Regions from separate parts of the Homo sapiens genome. Here region 2 is linked to region 1. A link is an interaction called in ENCODE POLR2A ChIA-PET data of the cell type or tissue named here. Cell type or tissue: PC-3. All regions are shown on one strand. Each heading gives the region's core, and the rest is flanking DNA. Links, peaks and the distances in the headings are about the cores only.

The links. ChIA-PET counts read pairs that join two places held together with the same protein. Peaks named below come from ENCODE experiments on the same cell type or tissue, not always from the same donor. Only the 100,000 strongest peaks of a DNase experiment are listed, where the experiment ranks them.
Region 2: POLR2A ChIA-PET joins it to region 1 with 9 read pairs; 1 of 35 experiments calls an interaction of 5 or more read pairs at or near these places.

The regions. Positions count from the first base shown.
Region 1 is chr18:22,425,410-22,433,779 of GRCh38, reverse strand. No RefSeq gene overlaps it. Among named protein-coding and RNA genes, the nearest start is that of CTAGE1, 12 kb to the right of the region's middle. In PC-3, for the core only: no CTCF peak of the experiment used is centred there; a DNase peak (open chromatin) is centred at 4,889; H3K27ac peaks cover 1,290 bases.
Region 2 is chr18:22,246,411-22,254,780 of GRCh38, reverse strand. The region is part of intron 1 of LOC105372018 (a long non-coding RNA gene); the gene reads left to right. Among named protein-coding and RNA genes, the nearest start is that of GATA6, 81 kb to the right of the region's middle. In PC-3, for the core only: a CTCF peak has its summit at 4,196; a DNase peak (open chromatin) is centred at 3,990; H3K27ac peaks cover 1,031 bases.

The sequences.
Region 1 (8,370 bases), core at 3,838-6,337:
AATTTGAAGAAGTCAAGCCAGAGTTTGTAGTTGCATAAAAAGTCTCTTACTTGCTTGATGAATGATAGTGACTTATGGAATTATTTAACATCTTCATCCAGGTGTTTTTTTTTTTCCCATTAATAATAGTATAGCAGCTCAGATAGTTTACCAATCTAAGATCATTTTAATGGTGATGTGTTACTTTTCTCTTGCTTTGGATATTTAAAGCAAGATTTGCAAAGTTGTTTGTTCGTTTGTTTTTGCAGTTCCGTACTTTTTAGTCTTTGGGATGCCCCTCATGAGCAAAGTGTTAAAGGAGAACCCTGTTTCTCTATGTAATTGTAAATGCATAAGCTTGTAGCATCTCAGACTTAGAACCACATTGGAAATCTGGTCGGCGTCCCACGGGGTACAGGAAGCCTCCAGGAGGGGTCCCTGACAGCAGTTACCAGATTCTTCTTAGCCACTTCTGACAACAAACTGCGGAGGCTTAGCCCATCTTTTAACTGCTCTGATTACAGCTCCCAGGGAGGAGACAAACCTTTAAGAGGTCTTCCTAAACCTAAGTGTCCCCCTTGCAGGTCACTTCAGGATATAACTGAATCCAAATTATTAACTAAAGATGTAACGTGTTTTCTCTACTCCCAACCGCTCTCCAAGAAATGTCTTGACTTGCAGCTGCTACCAGAAAGAAAAAGCGAGAACGCCGGTGGCGCCTTCTCACGGACTCTATCAGAGCATGGATAGATTGTGTGCCCTGGGGGGCTGATGTGGACAGGAACACCAGGTTCTCCCTCGTTTGTTCTTTATCTGTACTTACTGCACGTTTTTCTGCCATGGACTTTTTATTATTCTAAATTGTGAGTGAGATAATAGTTGGTTTCTCAAAGTGCAAAGGCTAAACCTACTGATAAACTTCAGCCGCTACCAAAGGATAAACGCCACCCAAACTGCCAAAACAATCATGACCTCACTTCCTGCATGGAGTCTGAATGCTTCACCAGAAACTCAGAGAACCCGGCAGGCAAGGCTCTGGCACGGGTCACAGGCAGAGATCAATGAGTCATCCAAGCCGTTCCTTGGCCAATTCTTTTAAGGAAGGAAGATATGGAGCAAGTTATTTTGCTCCATCTCCCGTATCACTACTTGTGTCTCGGGAGACTTTGCTATCATCAAGCCTTTCAAAGAGATGAGTTTGATTCCCACTGTTCCTACCAGTAAAATTTACTTGTGGGATTTTCTAAAAGTCTGGGCCAAACATCAAACAACTTAGACGTTCCTATCCTCCCCAACGAATGGATTTTCAGGTCTGGTGTGAAAAACCTCCATTTGGGGCCAGGCATGGTGGCCCATGCCTGTAATCCTAGCACTTTGGGAGGCTGTGGCAAGCAGAACACCTGAGTTCAGGAGTTTGAGACCAGCCTGCCCAACATGGCAAAACCCCCGTCTCTACTAAAAATGCAAAAATTAGCTGGGTGTGGTGGTGCATGACTGTAATCCCAGCTACTCAGGGGGTTGAGGAAGCAGAATTGTTTGAACCCAGGAAGCAGAGGTTGCAGTGACCTGAGATCGTACCACTGCACTCCAGCCTGGGAGACAGAGCAAGGCTCCATCAAAAAAAAAAAAAAAAAAGTCCTCCATTTGGGGTGTGGTGGTGCATGCCTGTGGTCCCAGCTACTCCAGAGGCTGAGGTGGGAGGATCACTTGAGCCCAGGCAGTCGAGGCTGCAATGAGGCATGATCACGCCACTGTAATCCAGCCTGGATGACAAAGTGAGACCTTGTCTTAAAACAACAACTGAAAAAACACCTCCATTTGTATAATAGCCAGACCAGAAAAGGATACATTTAATTTGCAATACTAATTAGAGTTTTCTAAGATGAATATTTAAGACTTCCTGAAAGCATTGGCTTGGGAGTTTCTGAAGGTCTGAAAAAAAACCAGTAGCATTTGTGCGATTCTTGAAGTTCTAATGGTCCTAAAACAGATAAAACCGTTCCCAATGCCCGATGGGCTGTCAAATTGCTCCAGGGAAACGGAACAAATATTGTTGGAAGGGCCACGATGGAACAAGTCTTGTTGGTTCTACAGACACAAAGTTACTAAGGCCTTGACCTATCTGTGATTCTCAAACACAGTGGGAAGGACTAAAAGAATGCACAGGATCCGAGGGAAGCCCAGAGGAGAGCCCTGAGCCCAGCCCCGCCTTGGAAAACAGGGTCTGGAAGGGCTTTTCACGGTGGGCACCCTGACTGGGTTTTAGAAGGCAAGTAGGAATTAATGAATCCAGCTACAGTGTAGCAGGATAAAAGGAAATTAGAAATTGAAATGAGAAGGCCTATGTTTAAGACATGATTATTGTTATGTACTGAACGTTTGTGTCCCTCCCTCATCACTCATATGTTGAAGCTCTAACCCCCAATGGGATGAGACCTTGGGAGGTAATGAGACCTTGGAGATGGACCTTTGGGAGGTAATGAGAGTTACATTAGGTCTTGAGGTTGGGTCCTGCATGATGGGATTTGTGACTTTATAAGGAGAGGAAGCACCCACTGAGGAAGGGTCATGTGAGGACGCAGCAAGAAGGTGGCCCTCTGCAAGCCTGGGAGAGAGCCCTCCCCAGCACCCAACCCTGCCGACATCCAGATCTCAAACTTCCAGCCCCCAGAACCATGAGAAAACAAATGTGTGTTGCATAAGCCACCCAGGCCATGGTATTTTGTTATGGTTGCCTAAACAGACTAATATAATTTTTCTCCCTTATTACCTGTGTAACCTTCTTAGAGAAAATAACTTTATGTTTCTAAAACTGTTTCCATTTTATAAAATGGTGATGCGAATACCTAGTTTGCAGCATTGTTTAAAAGTTAAATGAGATAGTATTTCCATTCCAGCCAGAAACTGTGTGCCCATGACCTGGGGATGAGAGAGACTGAAGAACTGAAATCTCACCATCCTAAAACAGATCTGTTTGCACTTTGATCATTTCTTAAATACAAAGATTTCTCCCAATGACTGCATACATTTCATGTGGTAGTGTTGTCTTTCTTCTAGAAATCTGTTATTAAACATTATTGTCTCTTCAACAAATGGGATCTTAGAATCAGGGAAATATCTGGTCATGGTTTTGCCTGGAACAAGGAGCAAAGAGAGACCAGGCTGTGGCAGGAGAGGGGGCTGCAGAGGTAAGCATGGGACATAATTCATGGGGGCAGCCAGGCTTGGAAAAGAGCAAGGACAGGATAGAGTTTATACGTTGGTAGCTGGGAAGACAGGCTGAAGGCTTGGGAGTCTTACGGAGGCAGGAAAACACGTGGTGCAAATAACTGGAGCAAGAGTCCAACAGACCCAGTGCAGACAGAAAGTGGTCATTTGAACATGGGAATTCTCATATGGGGGAGTTTTGGGGAATGCATGGAACAAGCATAGCCAAGAGGGTGGCTGGTTGAAATGGAATCCAAGTAAAGGTCACTGGAGTCAAGGGGGTCAGGAAAATATTGTCTGGAGTGTTGGACCCATGTGTACATTGGCCTTTGATGTTCTGCAAGATGACAGGACACAAAGTGCAGAAGGCTGCTGCCAAAGCCTCCACAGCTTCTTCTCCTGAGTTGCTAACATGGGTGAGGGGTACCACTGTCTACCCAGTGATCCAAGCCAGGAACCTGGTATTCATCCTCATTTTCTCCCTCCCCTTCACCCCTCCATCCCACCAAGGAGGCCCCTCACTCACAGTGGCTACTTGTACAGCAGCTCTGCACCTCTTGCCAAAGGAGAGGCCTCACAAACACTGGCTGTGAGCTTGTGTGGTGAGGCCATGCAGGCCTTGTGGAGTCTTGACTCTTCCTTTTGTAGCTTGGTCAATGAGGGCTGTTGACCCAAGCACTGGGCTTCATCTGCTTCACTTGTAAGAGAGGATAATAATTGTACCTGCCTCAGAGGTAGTCGTGGCGGATTATGAGATTACACAAACATGGCATTGTGTGTGCATGTTGCACAGCCTGGCATACAGGAAGTGCTCACTAGGTGCTAGCTGTTGATGAGGTGGTATTAGTGGTGTTTTAGAATGCAGAACCAAACACAGGAAAACCCAGTTCTTCTTTGGTGGTAACAGAGGAAGAATGCATATCTCAAGTCAAAACTTAAGTGTAGTAAGAAGACAGTACAAGATTGAATATAAAGAACGGTGGGAATTGAGGACTGAACAGACAGAGGGGACCTTTGAGAATTCACTGGGGGTGGGAACTGATGTCAGCCCACATGGGAACCCTAACAGATGGGAAACAGAAAGGTTTGGCCAGCAGGGCAGAAGGATGGAATTCATGTGCCCTCTGGAGACCCTGTCCAGGAAGGGTGGAGGGGGTAGTGGACCACCGCTACTGCCCAGCCTGAGCAAGCAGAGGGCCCAGAGGCAGGGTGAAGCCCAGGGGTCTTTCAGGCTTCCTCAAACCAGCTCATGTGGAGGAGTCCTGGGAAAGCTGGAACTCGAAACACTGATGCCAGCGTCCATGAAGCATTGTGGGGACTGGTGAGATGAATGGGCTCTGCACCACAAAGTTACCAGGGAATTCTCAGTGTCTACAAGCACTCACTTGGTGTTTGACATCCCGAATTTCCTCAGCTCCATCTTGTAAAATTTTCCACACATTCCTTTTCTGAAATTGGAACATGTCTTGTTGTGGTTGTTTTCTTTGTCCCCAAAATGCTATGCATTCAGTCCATAGTGCTACCATTAATGGCACCATAGACCCAAGGAAACACAAAATGTCTCATGATAGTATTGGTGAATGAAATAAGAAATGCTAGTTAAACTTCTTACGTAACCTTATGGTATTTGACCTGTAAGTCACTTACTCTGATGCATGCTAGGAAAAGTAAATACTCTGACCAATGATACACGATGCAGCTCATTACCTAGGGAAACTCACGTTCAAATAAATTGATTGGGAGGTTACACACAGTCAGGAAATTGGCTCATTGGAGGTAATCATAGCTGAGGCCCACACTGCCTGGCCAGCTGGAGTGGATGTCTGACTGCTCCCAGCCCAGGGCAGCCTTTCCAGTAAGCCCTTCTGAGTATCTCCAAGTTCAGTGCTCAAAAGCTTTCCACATTCATCCCGAAGCCTTGACAAATGTGCCTTTGCTTACTGAAGCTTCCAAAAGAAAAGGTTACATGAAATCTGAGTGGAATACAAATAGTTCTTCCTTTCAGGGACTTCATTCTCTGGGAGCTCATGTCAGAAAACGAACTTCCTCCGTGACCACTAGGGAGCTCCCATTGGTGTTTGGTGTTTTAATGGCTGGAGACGTCCCTTAGGTTCCCTCTATCATTTCATATGATTGCATCTATATTTAATCAGTTTTCACCATGTTCCTGGAAAGGCATTTAACCGGCTGCCAGCAGACTCCTCCTCCTGCTCCCCTGCACCATGAAGTCAGTTGGCAGAGCCCTTCATTCAGCCCCAGGGCTCGGTCACCCTCCCTGCATTCTCTGCTGGACAAGCCTGGCTTCTCCTCATGTGTTAACTCCTTGTTCTGAGAGGGGTTGCTACCTTTCAAAGCTTACCTACATAAAGTCACTCATACCCTTTTCATGCATAGGCTGACCAAGCCAAATATTTAAAAAGAAAAAAAATTCACAGAGGCTAGCACGGTTCAGGAAATAGAAGACCCTGAGTAGAAATGAAGTGAAACACAATGAATCCTGGCTGAGTCTGCAAATGGGATTGTGTTGCAGCAGGGAGACGCAGCCCCACAGAAAAGGAAAATCAATTTTCATTAATGATTTTGAATGTGCTATTGGCCTTGGGTTAATTATTTATTTGCATGAGGGTTTAGATTTATCTCACGGATATGCCAGATTATTTGAAAGGGTTTTAGTGTCTTTGACCTATGCTCAATGAATCCTCTTGACCCATATTTTATTTCACATGCAAAAACAGTAGGCAGTATATTGGTCATTTGTTTTCTAGTTTATTCATGATTTCAATCAACTAATAATTAATGAGGCTCTGTACTGGATGCTATTCTAGGTTCTGTGAATAAAACTATGAACAGAGCAGGCAATGTTCCTACCTTCATGGAGCTTAATATTCTAACAGTGGGAGGGACAGGTAAGCAACAAATAAAAAATGAATGTGAACCCTTGATAAGATGCAATGAAATGGCACTTTACCTCTGTGCTCTGTCTCCAAAACACCCACAGCTCCAGTCTAATCGTGAAAAAAAAAAATCAGACGAATTCCAATAGAGGAGCATCCCACTCCTCAAAAACGTCAAGGTCATCAAAACAAAGAAAGTCTGAGAAACTGTCACAGCCAAGAGGGGCCTAAGGAGCCAAGACAAGTACATGTAATATAGTATCCTGGGTGGGATTCTGGAAGAGAAAAGGACATTGGGTAAAAGCAAAGGAAATCTGAGTAAACTATGGGCTTTCATTAAATTTTTAAAAATGAATGTGTCAGATAGTGATCAATGAGGTAAGGAAAGTGAGAAGGAGGAGGTTAAGGAGCAACAGTGTCATGGGGGGCTGTCTCGGCCAGGGAAACTCACTGAGGAGCGGACAGCTGTGGTGCAACTTGAATGTTGGGAAGGCACCAATCTGCCAAGCAGGAAACTGCATCTGAGGAATGGGAACACATGGAAAAGGCCCTGAAGGAGGAATGAGCTGTTGTGTCCAAGAAACACACAGAGGTCTTGTGTGGACAGAACCTCGCAAGCAAGTGGGAGAATGGTACCAGACAGCACTGAAGACAGGGACTAAATCGTGAATGGTTTTCTAGGTCAGGCTAAGGAATTTAAATGTTATTCAAAGTCATTGGAGAGTTTTAAGCAGAGAAGTGGCATGATCTGATTTATCTTTGAAAAATATTACTCCAACTGCTGTGCTCAGAATAGATTGTATTAGTGGTTGTCTGAGGCTGGGGAGAGGAGAAAATGAGAAATGATCATTTACTGGATACGGGGTTTTGCGGGGGTGATGATAATGTCCTGGAAGTGGATAGTGGTGATGGTTGTGGAACGTTGGCAATATACTAATAACCACTGAATTATACACCTTAAAATGATTAAAATGGTAAATTTTATATTATGTAAATGTTGTCTTAATTTAGAAAAAGAACTGGCTGTAGAAGTTCAGGCAAGCATGAAGGGTGGTAGTTTAGCTGTGAGGCTATTGCTGTGATACAGGAGAGAATGATGGTGGCTTGGATTTGGGTGACAGCAGTAGGGATGGGAAGAAGTATTTGGATTCAGAGATATTTTGGAAGTAGAGCTGATAGGATGACTTTAGAGATGAGGTAAAGAGAGGAGGTTATTGAGGGAAATTAAGGGTGATGTTGGGACCATATAAAAACATGCCTGACTTTTTCCAGTTTATTTTAAGACATTTTAATGTGGATTTAATATGCTGGGTATTAGTACACTTTGGGCTATAAATAATACAAAGCCCCAACTCAAGCTGGCTTAAATAGTTGGAAATTTAAGTTGGATCTCACACAAGAATCAGTCCAGCAGTGGGCATGGGCTTTATGCTGGAGCAATCGGGAGCTTCGCATGTCATCAAGGGCCCAGGTTTGTGACATCCTCCCACTATGCCACCCTCAGTTTTGCCCTGACAACATGGTCTATGCTCATGGTTTCCAGATGGCAACAGCAGTTCTAGGTGTCACATACAAACAAAACTATGATGAAAGGAAGAAATGGCATCCCATCTAACGTATCCTTCTTAGAAGTGAAGAAAGTGGAAGATCCAGATGACTTCTCAGCATGTTACGTGTCTGTTTCTAAATTAATAGTCAGCATGGGAAATGGGTTTACCATGGTTGGCTTAAACTACCCAGGATTCATTCCCTATACCTGAGGCTGAGGTTCAGTTTTCCCTGAAGTACACAACAATGAGAGGATGATCAGCAGTTCCCTTAAGAAGGGCATAGGGATTGTATGCATGTTGGATAGGCAACTAACAGTATGTACTCCATGGTGGTGAACTAAACATTTTTTTTGTCCAAACATTTGTTCATTATAAATAGGGAGGAGTTGAGAGAATATAAGATATATTATTATATCACCAGAATTTTGTCTGATGGACTTTACTATCTTAAATCTTCATTAGAACTAAAGCCAGCTTGGTGACATGAGCCAGCTTTGGCTACTTGGGAGGCCAAGATGAGAGGATTGCTTGAGCCCAAGAGTTCAAGATCATCCTGAGCAACATAGTGAGACCCTCCCTCTTAAAAAAAAAAAAAAAAAAAAGAAAGAAAAACTAGAGAAAACACATTTTGAATACCACTGAACATTTTACAAGAACTTGAAGTGCCAAGAACCTGAAGTTCCTAGAAAGATTTAATAGAACAAGGAAAAAGTGGGACGTCAAAGGATGGTGTTTAATAA
Region 2 (8,370 bases), core at 2,967-5,466, 180 kb after region 1:
GAAGAGGCCTCTGCCAGGGACGGGGGCTCACACCTGCAACCCCAACACTCTGGGAGGCCGAGGCAGGAGGATTGCTTGAGCCCAGGAGTTTGAAACCAGCCTGGGAAACTTAGCGAGACCCTGTCTCTATTTATTTAAAAAATTTATGGAAAAAAAAAAAGAAGACGCCTCAGGAGAAGGGTTCAGAGCACACCTGAGGTCACTGCCCCATAAGACTCCAGGGGGTCTCTGTATGGGGCTGGTCAGGAGCTCACTGACCCAGAGAACATTTGACCTGGGTCACGTCACCATTCCAGCCCCTTCATTTCACAAATGAGGGCACTGAAGACGTGATGTGGTGTGCCCTAAGGTTCAGAACAGCTGGCAGCTGGCCCCTGGTATATGGGGGCATGCTCCCAAATTTAAAGCATCACTCAGGCCAATTAATCTTCGGAACCCTGGGCAGAGGGCTGCCGTAGTAACTCGCCCCGTAGGAGAGAACAGGGAGGGGCCCGACCCAGGCCAGCCACCGTCAAAGGTGTTCCAAACAACCAGGAAGAGAGTTACTGAGAACAACACTCAGCCGTGACTTTTTATTCCCCGCAGCAAAATGAAAAGAAAACAAAATAAATATCCCAGAGTCTTCGTGACTGGCAGCGTCAAACACAACTGTGTAAAGTGTTTGCAGAGAGCCATTAAAAGAACCATTTGGAAAGTTTTGTATTGTTTTCCTAAAGGCCCACGAGCTGCCCGGAGCCGACTGTGAGCTTGAAAGACTCTGCCTGACACTTTCCACTTCCTGCTCATCCTCCAGTTCCAGGATGTGGATGGGGTGAGAGGATGAGAGACTTCCTGCACCCCCAGAGCCCAGGCCCGGCTGACCCACGCGGGAGGAGGCTCTGTCCAGCGGAGCCAGGAGGAGGAAATCTTGCTTCCTCTTCTAAATCACCCAAGAGGTGGTGCAGAGGGATGTGTAGGAAGTCAGTTCATTGTTGTTGAAGTCACAGTCTGTTTCTTAAACATGGGGATAGCAACTCCGATTACATTCAAGCTGGGAAGAGGAGGGAAGTTGAAGGAAAGGTTTCCTCAGTCACTTGGACAAGCGGCTGCACCACAGGCCCTGCTACTGGCTCAAGAAGGCCACTTGAAGCTCTCAGCCACAAAATCCAGAAACCAGGCACCATGAGAGCATTGCCCTCCCATAACCAAAGGCCAAAACCGCCCCATTTCCATTTACTCATTGCCAGAAATAAGCAGGAAAAAAAGGTCTAGTTTTGAAAGCTGTTCCTCTGTAGCTCAAACAGGACCATTCAACGTGTTTGGGAGGGGGCCGAGGGAAGGAAGGCATTTTGGTGCCATTGTTAGCTGAAGAAAAAACACTCACACTATAAACATGTATAAATGGCCTGGGTAACTTCATTGCCCAAGATCCTGTTGAAAACTTTTACTCATTACTCTTGTTATTGTTATTATCGGAGACATTCCCTCCTACACATCCTTCCTTGCTCCTGGCAGGAGACAAATCTTGATCAAAAGCAAAGAATGTTCAATCTCCCCTTCCAATTAGTAAGGATGGGGCTGCCTGGGATGAAGGGGAAGGCAAGGCTGTCAGAGCCGCTTTCCACCGTTAGTAATGAATGGGAATTTTTATAGGCATTAGCTAAGCAGAATAACTTAATCCAAATAGTGACTTCAGAAGTGAGGATCAAGATTACGGTGTCCTCGCACCTCTGCTTCCTAAGGTGCTGGGATTACAGGTGTGGGCACTGTGCCCTGCCTGAGGATTTTGATTGTGAAAACTGGGAGGAAATGGCATCTAGAGCTGGGCCTTGAGGGATAAACCTTGATATTTGATCTCGGATGTTCATTGTTGGCAAAATAAGGTTGGACCAAGCCCTGATTTAATGGGAAAAAAATGCAGACCCCGTTTTCAATTGCCCTACTTATAGTATGACCTCTTTAAAGTAAATTCCAGAGACCATTCAGTATGTTGGTATATATGGTATCCTCTGTCTGTGTGGGTTTGATAGGAAGCAGGTTTTCAGTATTTATTTGATGAAAAAACATTCCTAAATTTCTCTTCATAGCTTTCTTTTCTTCCTTTATTTTTTTCTTTTTTAAAGAAATGGGGTCTTGCTGTGTTGCCCAGGCTGGCCTCAAACTCCTAGGCGCAAGTGATCCTTGTGCCTTAGCTTCCTGAGTAGCTGGGATTCCTGGAGTACACCACTGTGCCCAGCTTGCTTTTCATAGCTTCCTAAATCATGGGGCTTGTATCTCCTTCTCAGAAGTCACTATCTGGATTAAGTTATTCTGCTTAGCTAACGCTTAGTTTGAGACCAGCCTGGGCAACATGGAAAACCCCCATCTCTACAAAAAATACAAAAACTAGCCAGGTGTGATATCATGCACCTGTAGTCCCAGCTACCTGGGAAATGGAGGTAGGAGGATCTCATGAGCCCAGGGAGGTCAAGGCTGCAGTGAGCCATAATCACACCACTGCACTCCAGCCTGGATGACAGAGTGAGACCCTATCTTAAAAAAAAAAAAAAAATCATCTTTTCTTGGTGATCCCACAACATCTCCCTCATCTATTTCAATACATGTTGCCTTTGGAGTCAGATGAAATTACATTCCAACTCTGCCTCTTATAAGCTCTGAAACTTTAAGCAAGCTTTCTTTTTTTAATTTTTATTTTTAAAGTTTTGGGGTACATGTGCAGGTTTGTTACATAGGTAAATGTGTGCCATGATGGTTTGCTGCACCTAGCAATCCATCACCTAGGTATTGAGTCCAGCATGCATTAGCTATTTTTCCTAATTAAGCAAGCTTCTTAATAATCTATGTAAGGCTCTGTTTTATCAACTGTAAAAGGTCCATAATAATATAACTTACCTAATTCATTTTTCAAACACATATTTATGTGCCATGCACAATTTTAGTTACTGAAGACAAACAATGAACGAAAGAAGCAAAAAGTCCCTACTCTCATGCAGCTTTCATTCTAGAGGAATTATAGTGAGATGAAGCTAGATAAGGCATAAAGAGAGCTCAGCCCGGCACATAATAAGCACTAAATAAATGTTTCCTTGATGGATTATTAAACCAATAAATAAGTGGATAAATGAAAAATGTGAGAATTGTGGACAAGCCTTTCAAGGTGAAAGCACAGCCTTTATCCTGTTGATGCTCTGGAAATATTTATCCACTCTGAGAGTATTTCCTGCAACCTTTTTGTAGGGAGTACAGTAATTCACTTCTAAAGACTGGAAATTAAAGAAAGATTGTATTCTGATATTTAAATTAAAAGTCACACCCAAAGCAAGAAAAGGAAGACTTATTCTTCAGGTTGGTAGACATAAATCTTTCACCCTTGAAGCCCAGGGTTTTGGGGAGAAACACAGCACAGTATTTCTGATCTAGTGTTTTTTGAGATGAGTGCTGGAGCCAAGAAATTAGAAAATCCTCTTCCATCTCACGTGCAAGCGGAGAGAATCTAGGACATTTTGTTGATGTTGTTTTTCTCTAGAGACAGGGTCTCACTCTGTTGCCCAGGCTGGTCCCAAACTCCTGAGCTCAAGTGATCCTTGGCCTCCCAAAGTGCTGGGATTACAGTGTCGAGCCCCCGCACCCTGCCAAGGGCGTTTTGATATCTGCAGTGGTCCTTCTACTTCATCCTGGCCTCTCCCACTGGGGCCCGTTTCCATCTCCAGGATCATCCCTCATCAGTGGGTCTCTCTTTTCATTGACGAAGTGGCCAGGGTGTGGAGAGTCGCCTTCCTTTTAACCAACTCCTTTTCTGGTGCCAACTCCCATTTGGAGGAGAGGCACAAGGAACTATTTGTGCAGGGAGTGGCTCGGCCTTCCCTTTCAGCTCCTGCAGCCACCCCCTCTTCCTCTGATCTTTACCACCTAATTCCCAGCAGCTGGCTTTGTTGCCGCAACAAGTGGTAACTCTTTCTTAATGTAGCGCAGAGGTGTCTGTAGGCAGCCAAGCATGGGACACTGCTGGCCACAGCTGGCTAAATGTGGTTTTAGAGACTTGTTTGTGCCCCTGTGTGACTAATACTTACCTACCGGCTGGCTGGGATGAGACCTCTCTCCTACTCATCTGGAACTTGGCACACGATCCACTGGCTTCCCAGCCACTGCCAAACTCAGTCACAGGCGAGGCAGAGGGACGGGGTTTGGGTGGAACCGCACAGCAGAGCCCCCAGAGGACAGCTGGACGATTAAGCCAGGGGCTCAGAGACATTCGAATGTGTTCCTCTTTGGAGGTTTTACACCCTCCCTGCTGATTGGGGTAGCTTATGGGTGGTCCAGGTAAAACATGGCAAATAGGAAGATGCTTAACATTCTCATCTAGCTCAGCACGTCTTTGTCTATTTGCGAAAGGATACTATGGTTTTAAAAGATTCAGTTTAAATTGGTCAAGAGCTTAGAATGATGTGCAACACATAACGGGCTCTGAAATTGATCAAATAAGTAAATAAATCAATGAGTGAGAGAATGGGTGGACTAAGACACGATGAAGGAACAGGGAGGCAGACAGTCTCTGTATTCTAGGAATTTACGCAGCTGATACCCTCCAATCCCATAAAACTGCTCATGAACAGACCATATAAATTACAGTATATCTGTGTTAGGGAATACAACACCATGTGGCTGTTTAAAAAGATAAGGCATCTGTATACATATGGATATGAAAAATAGCTGAGGTCTACTTTGTGTAAAAAACAAAAGCTGGAGAGAGAACAGTATGGATAACATGCTATCATTTTTGTAGGTAAATTTTTAAAAATATATGTTTGTAAATGCGTAAACTATCTAGAAGATAACGGCATAAATGGTAATAGTGGCTGTGTCTGAAAGGAACAATTGGTGGCTGGGGGTTCAGAGATAGATGAAGACGTTCTTCTCACTGTGTACCCTTTTATACCCTGTATAAAATTTTAAATTTTGCACCTTATATGTGTATTATCTATTCAAAAAAAATAGTAAATTAATTTTTATTAATAAAAAATAAAATTGAAAGACTAAGGTAGATCTGTATCTTCAGAAATAAACAGATATCAGTCATATATTTAAAATGAAAAAGAAGGCCGGGCACAGTGGCTCACGCCTGTAATCCCAGCACTTTGGGAGGCCAAGGCGGGCAGATCACCTGAGGTCAGGAGTTCAAGACCAGCCTGGCCAACATGGCGAAACCCCATCTCTACTAAAAATACAAAAATTAGCTGGGCATGGTGGCGGGCACCTGTAGTCCCAGCTACTCGGGAGGCTGAGGCAGGAGAATCGCCTGAACCCAGGAGATGGAGGTTCTGATGAGCCAAGATTGTACCACTGCACTCCAGCCTGGGTAACAGAGCAAGACTCCGTCTCAAAAAAAAAATAAAATGAAAAAGATATCACACAAAAGAAGTATGATACCATTTCTGTTTTTTAAAATACTCTGCATGTGTATGTGTGAATGCATGCATGTGTGTGTATGTTAAGATCTTTAAAAAACAGTTGTGAGAAAGGGATAGTGATGAGGCGCTCACTTTTTGTTCTGTATATTTCTGTATTGTATAAAGGCTTTATAATGTGTGTTTAGGAATTAATAATATAAGTAAACAAATTAGCTTTATATGTACTGATCAGTAATGATCTCTTAAGATACAGTGTTAGGTTAAAAAGCGAGGAACAAAACAGTGTATATATTATGCAACCATTTGTGTAGGAAATCGCCCATGAGTGTAGACATTTTCTGAAAGAGTTTATGTCCATCTGGCATCACTGGTTCCCTTGGTGGAGGGAAAAATTAATTTGGAAAATATAGAGCTTCCTTATTAGACTAGACTATGTCAATGAGATTGAAAGCCTACAAGAAATTGGAAAACCACATTTTATTTTTTTCAACACATGTACACAGGATTCTCACTGTAGAACATTGTTTTCATGGGAGACAGTGCTCAGCCGCACCCACAAAGACACCCCCTCAAAAGATCAGACACAGCTCCTCTCCCAATCTCTCTGCAGTCATCATCCTACCAACACCGAGCCCAGAGGCCCCACCCTGCATAAAATAATATTGAGGCTGGATTAAAATCAAACTACCGCACTATTGGCTCAAATTCTTAACGCTCAAGAATTACTTGTCAACTGCCTACTCTGCAACACTGCCAATACCCATCCCCATTTGTCTCTTAAATATGTCAGGATCATAGACATAGAGGCTCATTTTTTAAAAAATCAGATTAGTATAATGTGATGGATTGCTTATTTTTAACTCTACCTCCTTCAAACCACAGAGAGTGGGTAGAGGGTACATTCTGTCAGAAATTCCCTTCCTCTGGACAAAGTCACAATTTTATGTATAAATAAACAATTTGTCTAGATGTTTAATGGGTAGCTCCTAAAATAACTCTAAAATATCCCTAAAACTGGACCGGGTACAGTGGCTCACACCTGCAATCCCAGCACTTTGGGAGGTCGAGATGGGCAGATCACATGAGGCCAGGAGTTCAAGACCAGCCTGAACAACATGGTGAAACCCTGTCTCTGCTAAAAATACAAAAATTAGCTGGGTATTGTGGCACATGTCTGTAATCCCAGCTACTCCGGAGGCTGAGGCATGAGAATCGCTTGAACCCAGAAGGTGGACGTTGCAGTGAGCCGAGATCATCACCACTGTACTACAGCCTGAGTGACAGAGTGAGACTCCGTCTCAAAAAAATAAAATAATAAATCCCCAAAATTAGCCAAAATTTTCAGAAGTCCCAGAAGAATGTCCTGTCTGTTCACTCCCTGCTACCCCAACCCAGGCTCTGGAGGCCCTGGCTGCGGCTCAGCCCCTCCTCTTCACCAACTCCTCCCTCCCCTCCACATCAGCACCACTGACAAATGGGGCGACTCATGGTTCACCCCAAATACCTGGCACTTCTGCCCATACCATCCCGATTGCTGGAAGGTCTTCCCCCCTCAGCTAACAATCTGAAGCCTGCAATGAAGACCAGCCTAAGCCCAGAGACGTTCTTCTTTTCCTAACCACCCCATCCTAGACAGCGCTCTCGTCTTCTGCATGGTAGGTCTTGCTATGATATCAACTACTTCTTTGGCAATTCACGGTGCCCTGTCCTGGGAGAGATGACTCTTCTCTTGTGATTTCCATGACTCTTTCATTTACTGGTATTAACTAGAACGAGAAAGACCCAGGGCTTACAAAGGAAAAAGAGAAGTCTGGGCTGGCAGGACAGGAGGTGGGTTTTGGGCAGAATCATGTCCAGCTTGACAGAAAAGACAGAAATTGAGTTGGAGATCCCAAGGCCTTGACACTGCCTTCCTGTCAAGGGGTAAGAACTGTGGCGATGAGAGGGAGGGGAGAGAGAGGGGGCAGTGTGTGCCACCAGCTTCACCTGCCATGGTTGCCTCCAGCCTTGTCAAAACTCCAGAACCCTGAGCACTGGTGTGGGGTCTAGTGGCAGAAATGTCAGTGCTTCCCCTCCAACCCCCAACTTCAATGTGCTTTCAGTTCCCACAGCCAGCACCCAAGGCTCTGCTCTGGAGGACTTCCAGGGCTGCTGGAGCCCCTTTGTCCAGAGGGCAGAGAGCCGAAGAGCCTGAGAGTTCTTTCCCCAGGGTAGGTCCAGTGACCGACAGGTGCTAGGAGAATTCTGAATCATCCCTAATAGTTCAGGACTCTTCTGCAAAAATCAAGCTGAAGCTGCCCTCTGTGGGGACTGATGGCGGCGGTATCTCTTTCCCTCCTGCTCCTCCTCCTCCCTTACCTGGCTCCTTAATAAGCTACTGGCATGCGAGTCCTTCTCTGAGGGTCCATTTCTTCGGAACTTCATCTAAGATGGTGAAGTGGGGGCTAGAGAAACATCCTTGGCACATCATGAAGGCAAGTGACGTGGGGGGTGTGTGTGTGTGTGTGTGTTTAATTTCCAAAAATACCCAAGTTCCTTGGTGCCTTGGGAGTGGTGGCAACACTAGGAGATGCAAGCTAACAAGGTGGTGATTTGACTTCTAGAATACTCATAGTTCATAGTTCATTGGCTAAACTGAACCATGAGCAACCTAGGTCAAGGGCCAGGCATTAGGCTTGCCCTGTAATCATCATTAACACATTCTGGATGCTCACTATGTGTCAAGCACTGTGACCATTCTCTCTTTTTTCTCTTTCCTTGAAGTAGCCTCCACATTATAGATTAGGAAGCTGAGACTCTGAGAAATGAAGTACTTTGCCCAAGGAGACACAGGAAAAACCAAGCCTGCTTTTCCCACTGTGTGCATGTCCACGTGATTCCAGACTCTGCGTCGCTCCTGGGCCCACCCCAGGACCTTGGAGATCAGGCTCACTCCAAACTCGCTACTGATTTCTCTGAATGGAAGAATCCTCAAAATAACCAG